2 separate regions of the Homo sapiens genome follow, and region 1 is linked to region 2. A link is a contact called in ENCODE Hi-C or POLR2A ChIA-PET data. All regions are on one chromosome and are shown on one strand. Each heading gives the region's core, a stretch centred on a gene start or an enhancer-like site at or near the end of the contact. The rest is flanking DNA. Distances are from core to core; before and after follow the strand shown.

Region 1 (4,174 bases), core at 366-2,865, 170 kb after region 2:
ACACATGGACACAGGGAGGGGAACAACACACACTGGGCCTCTCAGGGGGTGGGGTGGGTGGGGGTAGAGCATTAGGAAAAATAGCTAATGCATGCTGGGCTTAATACTTAGGTGATGGGTTGATAAGTGCAACAAACCGCTATGGCACAGGTTTACCTATGTAACAAACCTGCACATCCTGCACATGTACCCCACAACTAAAATTAAAATTAAAATTAAAAAGAGAAGGAAAAAAGGTTTCTTGATGATCTCTATCTAGAACCCTTTGAAGGTGACCCAATCAGCTCATTAATTGTTTGCTCTTGAATACTTGCTTTCACCCAATGGGCTTTGATATTAATAACAGTATTGATTATACTCTCAACATTTATGGAACATACTAGCTCTGAGATAAGTGGTTTCCTTTGTTTGATCCTCACAACAACAATTCTATAAGCAAGTAGGAGGAAGGAACAAACAGATAGAGTGCTATTATTATCCTCATTTTATAGACAAGGAACTAAGGCCACCAATGTGCCTAAAATGACCTAGTAAGCATCAGAATCACATAGCTAAACCTACATTGGCCCAAATCCAAGACTTTAGTTTGTAGGACTATGCTCAAGTAACTAGGCAGCCAATTCAAATACTCCATCCTCCAATTTTATATTTATAAATTACAAGCACTCACAGCCGGGGTCAGCAACTCATGGCTTTCCATATGGCCCATGAAGCCTAAAATATTTACTCTTTAGCCCTTTACAGAAAAATGTTTTCTGACCCTTGGCCTAGAACAGTAAACCAAATCCCAAATTTTCCATTCAGTGTACTGAGGTCTCTGTAGTACTTGGGACCAGCAGATTCCACAACATTTTTTAACTCAAGAAAAATATTTATTTGCATTGATTTATGTAAATGACCCTGAGTGATGAAAGTTGGAAATAAATTTGGGGAAAAAAAGAGCTAAAGAGTTGTGGTTGTAAAATATCCACCTCCTAAACTACTGCAGAGCTGCTGGTTAACCAAAATCCAGGGAGGGTTTTGCCAGAATCATGAAGAATTTTATGAATGGGTCTACACTGAGTACAGAGAAAAGTGCCCACAGGCCTCTCTGTATCCATGTTGATGGGGGATTAAAGAAGACTCCTCCTACCAACATCCAGCCAAACAGAAGACTAGCTGTTTAAATGGCTGCCAGCATGCTAAGCGAATAGAAATAGTGACAAAGAGGGTAGTCAGAAAGGCAGTGAGTAACTATTCATTGTTTTCAAACGTGGCGAGAGGTGTTTGGTAATCTTTGTGTAAAACAGACATCTGAGTCATCTCAGCAGCAGGGAGTTCTCATGAGTCATATAACACATGCTAGTCACAAATCAGGTCTTTCCACCAGTTCAGGAATATTACCAACAGTATCACCACACTACTCAGTATGGATCCAAAACTCAAGGAATATCTATCTAACTACACCTGCATGTTCAAATGTACTAGATGTACCATGGTATAACAGGTGTACCATGGGTGTACCAGTAGGTGTAAACAGACTCTACCTATAGGGTAGAGTCCTTTAAGGTTGCAGAAGAAACAGCTGCAAACTCCAAAACTGCCCCAGCTTGCTGTGTGAACTTGTGCATGTGCTGCCTCTTATCTGAGCCTAAGACTCATCTATAAAATGAGATGTTTGAGTTGGATGCCTCTCCCCTGCCTTCCAGCTCTATGAGTATGTGGAGGGGAAGCTCCACCAACAGTTTAGAAACAGTCCTGGAATACACTGCTGACTTATGACTCATAATTCATCATATCTCATTATCTAATTAGTATTATAATTACCATCAACATTATCATTGTTATTATCCTTAGTATAGCATAAATAATAACAATATAATAATAACTAGCATTTCTTAAGTGCTTTGCATGTGCCAGATCTTATTTGTTCAGGTCTCTAGAATATGTGGGACAAGAAGATTGTAGTATCTGCATAGATCAGGAGTTGGCAAACTACAGCCATGGGCCAAATCCAGTCAACAGCCCATTTTTATAAACAAGGTTTTATTAGAACACAGCGAAGCCTATTGTTTACCTATTGTCTACGGTTACTTTTGCACTCCAAGAGCAGAGTTGAGTAATTGCAACAGAAACCCTAAAATATTTATCTGACCCTTTACAGAAAACACTTGTTGACCCCCTTCTTTTAGACCCTACATAACAAATCTGTTGTTTTTTGCCTCCCTAGTGTCTGCTTGCTACTCTTTTGGTTCTATCCTCTCGACTTCTCAGGGCAATTCCCCTTCTAACTCCCGTCCCTATGGTTTGGATGGAACTGACCCATGCCCATCTCAGGACTGGTGAATCAGGATACTCTATCCTCATAACCACATAGATTTGTGGGTGATCATGTGGACCAAGTTGGTCCAGTGAGATATAGTCCTAAGACTTTGGCTAGAAAAAGTGGGAAGGAGGAGCTCTTCTTTGCTGAGGTTTCTTAGCTGCTAGGATGTGTCCAGAGCTGCCGGGAGCTTATAAGGGAATGACCTGCCTTTGTTTGAGGACAAGGAGATATGGAAAGAGAATCAGTCCTAATAATAAGATTTTAGCTCCTAGATCCAGATACACCTAAAGTTATCTCTAGACTCTTTGGTTAACAAGCTGATATATTCTCTAGTTCACTTAAGTCAGACTAAGGTAGGCTTCCCTCACTTGCAACTAAAACAAAACAGTCCTTTGAAATAGACACAATTACTTTACCCACTAAGATACACCTGATCAAGATCACATAACCAGTAAGTGGCAGAGGCTAGGACCCAGGTCTCCACTGAGCTTTTCAAGATGAAGGGGTCAGCATCTAGAGCTCTCTAGAAGATCTGGCTAGAAGCAGGGACACAACCAACGGGTGATTTTCCTGTCTTTGAATTGCTCTCTAAAGGGCAATTCTTTGGGGGATCATCTTGTTTTCTACTTATGACTGTCCCATGGCAAGACCCAGTAGAGTACTGGCTTCTCATGCAGTAATTTGGGGCAAGTTATGACAAAGAGTGATGTCATAGCCATTTGTCAGCTCTTCATTCTTGCCATTTAACTGGGAAAAATTTTTGCTGGGGAGAAACTTGACCTCCCTCTGTTGGGATATTTAGTCATTCAGCAAGAAACATGGAATCAGGGAATCTCAATGCGGTGAACAAGATTGTGGGTCAGGGCCCTTCTGTGTCAAGGAGTCAGTCAGGACAGATTTTGCTGAAGAAGAGATTTCATAAAATCAAACCTAACTGGAACTATCCGTTCCACAGGGCATCTTCTTATACTCTGCTTTGAAGGGGACAGACTCCAGAAGGAAACATGCAGTGCAGGGTATGGAAACAGAATCTCTCAGGGAGATGTTTGGTTAGTGTGTGGCTCAATGTTACACCTTTACCAGCTGGAGGACCTTATCATGAGGACTGGGTTTCAGATAGGGATCCTGGTGACTCACAGGACCCTCTGTCAGGGGTCCACTGGTCTCAACACACCACATCAAATGAGAGAATGGATTCAAGCATTTTTTAATGATTTTCAACCATGAGAGTTGAGCATAAGTTGGATGGGCAGATGGATGGATGGAGGGATGGATATTGGACACACAGAAGATTGATAAGCACAAATATATACATGTATAATTGTATATATAGAGATTACAAGTAATATTTCTGGAAAGATCACAGAATATTGCTGAGAGTAGCAGCTTCTAGGGAGAACTGAGAAAATGGGTATCTCAAATGAGAGGGTGACTCACAGATCACTGTATTCTCCTTAGCTCTGTTTAAATGTTTTCCTATGTGCATTTATTGCTTTTTCAATGTTAGGATTAAAAATAAGAGGGAATTATCAAAAATATATTTAACGACAAAGCCCTCTTGGCTTCATCCCTCAATGACCCTAAAATTTAAATGACCAAAACCCCATTTCCTCAGGCTTTCTTGTTAAGCTTTTTTCCTTGAGGCTTTGTAATACCAGCCATGCAGACACACTGACATGAGCTCTCTGCTCACGTGTCACTTCTCTGAGCAGAGAGAAGAAGCAACGGGACCCAGCTCATGTCAGGAAAAGATGTTACATGAGACCTGTTCCTTTGGTGTCTGCCCCAACTCAGTGCCAAGCCAGAGGTAAAGGGCAAAGGGTGATAGGAAGGAGTCCAAAATACAGGCCACAAAGGCCTCTAGTCCAT
Region 2 (4,582 bases), core at 744-3,243:
AGAGTGAGCAAGGGACAATCTTTATGAAAAACTTTAAGTTGCAAGATATTTGTGTTCTTAATAATGAAGGGAAGAATACAAAAATGATAATACTAAGCCTGGCTCATGGATAGCATTTTTGCACAATATATTTCATTTGGGCTGCAGCCTTTGAGCTGTACTAATTGCTCTGAGCATCTGTTTGTATGTCCGTTGCATGGGATGATTTACCCTCCTAGGTTTCCAAATGCTTTGGAGCCCCTGGTTTATTGCAGGACTTACTAAGTGGTGGCCATCGTCACTTTGATTGGCCCCTACCACAGTATTTTCCAGACTTTTCCACCAAGGCTCTTAGGGCTTTGTGGTGGGTGCCAGAACAATTGATGGGGTAGGGTGGGTGCTGGAAGAGAATGAGCATCTGGTAGATTGAGTCTCTGGGTCTGCCCTTCCACCCTCACTCCAGCCCCCATTAGCTCAGCTTGATTTTCAACCACTTGAAATACTGTGGTTGTGCCTAAGACATCATGTCAGGGAGAGAAAGAAACATCTGAAAACCATCAATCTTCTCTCTGAATGCTTCCACTGGTCCCATTTGCCTGTTGACAACCCAAGTTGAAAAGGCAGCACCAGAGGGGAATGGGGAAAATTAGCAGAACTGGAAAATCTGAGTTGAGATCTGGGTTTACCAAACTCTCCGTAAGACTTTGAGTCTGTGAAACTTATGTCCATTAGTTTCTTCACCTTTTAAATGGGTCTGTAGTACCTACCCTCTGGGCCTCACAGGCTGCTTTTGGGTGTGAAAGTGCTTTATAATTGGTGAAGGAAACTGCTACGTGGCAAGAATAGCAAAGCCTGATGTACTTTAATCCATTCGGTTCTGCTGAGGGTGGAGCCCCAATGTGTCTTAATTCATATGAGGTTTCTGAGAAGCTTTTTGAGATTTTAATACTGTCCCAGGTATGCACATCAACCTTCTCACTTTTATCCCCCAAGCTCCAAAATTTCATAACTTTTTATTTCATCTTGGGTGGCAGGAAGGCAAGGTGTGCCTGGGGGAGCTACAGGGAGTTATTCAAGGTCACATAATTAGCTTATAATTAACAGAGTTTAGGCTAGAACCAGTGCATCCCACTCCCAGATGGGGGCCCCCGGCTTATCTCAGCATGTCAGCAACCCATGAATCAGCCCTGAAATATAGATATTACCTATGAGTAACAGTTTCTCATCCTACCTCAACTGTTACGAAAGTCTTCCCTCAAACTAAAGCTAAGCAGTTCCACAAAATGCCAGCTATAGACATTAGCAGAAACTGTATATTGATTAGGTGATGTATCAGTCATTGTAACTACCCAGAAAAAAAAATACAATGACAAAACCAAGTGGCCCAACCTTATTTTCTACTTGCAAGAGGAAAAACCCTATTTGGGCCCCAAGATGCTTTTTTCATTTCATTTACCACATCCTGGGTTTGTGCTAGTCAATCTGCTAAATCAATAAGATCCGAAAAAGCAGAAAACAAAGATCGTGAGGCCAGAGGATTTCCTGATCACCATGGCAACACACAGGGGTGGGTACTGTGGTTTCTCTGCCTGAAGACGCACTCGTCAAAGACTACTTGGTGTTACAGAATTCTGGTGCAGTGAAGCAACAGTTCTGGGACATATACTTTCTTTTGCCAGAAAGACTCTGTTGGATCCAGGACCAGGAGTGGGGGGTTAAACAGTTCTCCATACCCTCACCTCCAAGTCCCCATCATCCCATTAGGAGACAGGGACAGTACTGTTCTCCAAACTCTCAAAACAACCCAAGAGCTTTCTAGGCTGTGCATTGGGTTGATCATTTGGTGGCCTTGGCTGAAGGGCCAGGGTAACAGCTAGGAGAACCCTTGGGATTCTTCTCCAATGTGACAGGCCCCTCCATGTTGGTTCAGCGTTGACTGCCATGACAGGCTCCAGGCTCCACGGAAAAAAGGCAGAGAAATCAGGGGGTCCAGCCAGGCGCCAAGACGTTGGGGTGCCTTGCATTTCTAAGTGCCAAGTGATGAATAGCTCAGTTGAAAGCAACCCAGGGCACATTCTGGAGGAAATTCTCTGGGTATGATTGTGCATGACTGTTTTCTCTGCTCATTAAACCCTCATCTGCCTCCAGGGCAATTCCGGGAGAGACTGAGTCACTCAAGACTCATGGTCTGCACTGGGCAGCCAAAGGCGATTCGGCCACCAAGTGTGATTCTGGCCTCATTCAGAAGTGGATGCTAAACAATACACCCTTTCACCAGGAGCCCATCACATGGGCATCAGGAGATGGGGGCGAGTGATGTGCCAGCCTTCTAGACTGGCAGGCCTGGGGGGCAGCAGAGGGCACAATAGCTAGAAAGACTCCCAGATGAAAACTTCTGGGCTTTGAAGCCTTCGAACAAATGAAGAAGAAAATGACTTCTTCGTGTCCTATTAAGACAGTGAGTTGTGGCTTTTTTGAGAGCAGCTTGCTCAGACCTCTTATGAAAGATAGATCAGTAGCAACAGCACTGGTGTAGGAGTCAGAAATCTGCAATTATGAACCACTGAGTTTTGTGTGTGTGTGTGTGTGTTTTTGTTTTTGTTTTTTGTTTGTTTTGTTTTGTTTTTTAACTTGCTGGAGGACCATACTCGGCTATCCTTGATTTTATTTTCTCCTGTGTCACAAGAGAAATTGGTTAGAAGCTTCCCATTGTGCCTCCTGGCTTTAAAAATAGATAATCCAATTAACAATAATGCTTTAAAACAACAAAACCTTGTCCTTTTCCCTTCCTACTTCTGATCAGAACCAGCTCAGTAAGATTTATTAGTTGTGCAATCTGTTTTGGACATGAGCTCAGCAAATCAGAGGACAGAAATAGAATCCTGGCTTTTTAATGATAAACACTGTAAAAATAAAAAATTTGGAGAGCTTACCAGTGCTTCTGGCTGCCCAAGTGGTTTGTGTGTGGTTGACTCCCAGGAGCTCAATCACTTTGGGTGCAGTCCACCCAGAGAGCTATGTTCCAGCTACATCAACCTGGAGCCTTAGCTTGGTCAGTCTAGATTTTTGGGTTTGGCTGCAGACATCTCGTAATGTCACAAGGACAGCCTGTGTCCTTGGTGACCCAACCCTGGGCCAACCCCAAGTCCTGGAGTCCTCTCCTAAGAGCCCTGCCTAATTGTAGAGAGAGCATTCAGGCTGTAAAGGGCAGGAGGCCTGGGGGCTACGACTAGGTTTGGGCTTTCTAAATTCCCAAGAGTATGATGGGAAGACCAACAGGCAGAATCAGAGAGAAGCAGTCAGCCCACTGCTGGGGAAAGCCAGTCAAGGTCAAGACTTCAGAATCTCCTCTCTGGAGAGAGAGTGAAAATTCCATTAGTGAAGTTTGTTCCACTGAAGCCTTACCAGGCCTTGGTAAAGGCCCCTATCTTGTGGTCCAGAATCAAGGGACTTCTGATCTTAAAATAATATTCAATAAGCTCAAATTCTTCTCTCTAGGGCTCTCTTTTCATGATCACCTCTCCACACTTTATTAAAAAATCACATGAAGGGTAAGTGGGCTTCCTGTCATTTCAGTGTCTGACCTGTGCATAAGTTGGAATTTAACACTGGAAAATGATCAGCCAGATTGCCCAGTCTGAAACCCAGGTCCCCCAGTGACTAGCACAAGTTACTTACATCTTCTCAATGAATCAGTTACCTCTTGTGTAAAATGGGGATAATAAAAATGCCTGCCACACAGGATTGTTAGGAAAATTAAGTGAAATATTAGGTGTAAAGTGCTGAATACCTTGAACCCAGACTAGGCACTCAGTGAGTGCTCACTGTGGTTATGGACCAGGAGCTGCAGGAATTAGAACACCATTGAGTAGCAGGAACTGGCTTTATTCTCATCTTCATGATAAAGCAACTTCTCCTTACATATAGCTTAATCTGGAACCAAAAATCTAATTCTGCCTCATCCCTCCTGAGGAGATGACAAATAGGGATCAGGCACACCTGGGTGGCTCAAGTTAGAAAACAAATTAACTCATTTTGCAGAATCTGGAGACGTCTGGTCTGGAGAACTGACAGTGCCCTCTCTTTGGGCATAGTATGACTGTAGGTTGTCTTTGGGTGGTCTTCATATGGAATGTACTGTGTTTGCCATGTTCCCTAGGAGATCTGGCCTCAGAAATGGCCCTGTGATGGTATGTGAACATACTGTCCTGTAACTGAGATGATAGCTTGCACATTCAGACAGACAAAGCCAGTTACAAAACTAAAAGTTGGTCTCTGAAACATTTGCTTTCGGGGAAAACAGCAAATGTTCACAGAAGCAAAGTTCTGGGTTAAAGACATTTTAAGTATCCAATAAGGAATTCTCAGCAAACACCAGCTGGTGATTCCTCAGATATGATGTGGGAAAGGAACCTGATAGGTGATCTTTTTGCACCCTATAAGACTGCAGCCTGTCGGGGGTTGGGGGCAGAAAGAGAGCATTTATTAATTCATTATTTCATTCAACATTTGCCTACCATGGGAGGCTGTACTAGGTACTGGGAATATAATTGTGAAGAAGGGAGACACCATTTCTGTTGTCAACGAAGCCCACAGAGAAGTT

What was found. A loop is a pair of places that touch in the nucleus more often than their neighbours do. ChIA-PET counts read pairs that join two places held with the same protein, here RNA polymerase II (POLR2A). Pooled maps may share reads with other maps.
Region 1: a loop to region 2 is called in a pooled map, with 7 times the contacts of the local background. The contact joins two enhancer-like sites. A Hi-C loop is called at or near these places in 2 of 168 maps with a recorded cell type or tissue (both naive thymus-derived CD4-positive, alpha-beta T cell) and 11 of 50 pooled maps. POLR2A ChIA-PET finds 5 or more read pairs at or near these places in 10 of 52 experiments (AG04449, B cell, CD4-positive, alpha-beta T cell and 7 more).

Annotation. Positions count from the first base shown.
Region 1 is chr11:35,336,121-35,340,294 of GRCh38, forward strand. All of the region lies in intron 1 of SLC1A2 (solute carrier family 1 member 2), which reads right to left. Among named protein-coding and RNA genes, the nearest start is that of SLC1A2-AS1, 56 kb to the left of the region's middle. Within about 2 kb of position 1,616, at least 10 of the 41 ENCODE cell types and tissues checked have a DNase peak (open chromatin) inside an H3K27ac peak, as active enhancers do; they include PC-9, where a contact is called at or near this core.
Region 2 is chr11:35,164,703-35,169,284 of GRCh38, forward strand. The region is part of intron 1 of CD44 (CD44 molecule (IN blood group)); the gene reads left to right. Among named protein-coding and RNA genes, the nearest start is that of SNORD164, 4.0 kb to the left of the region's middle. RefSeq lists a silencer at 857-906 and an enhancer at 1,327-1,386. Within about 2 kb of position 1,994, at least 31 of the 41 ENCODE cell types and tissues checked have a DNase peak (open chromatin) inside an H3K27ac peak, as active enhancers do; they include PC-9, where a contact is called at or near this core.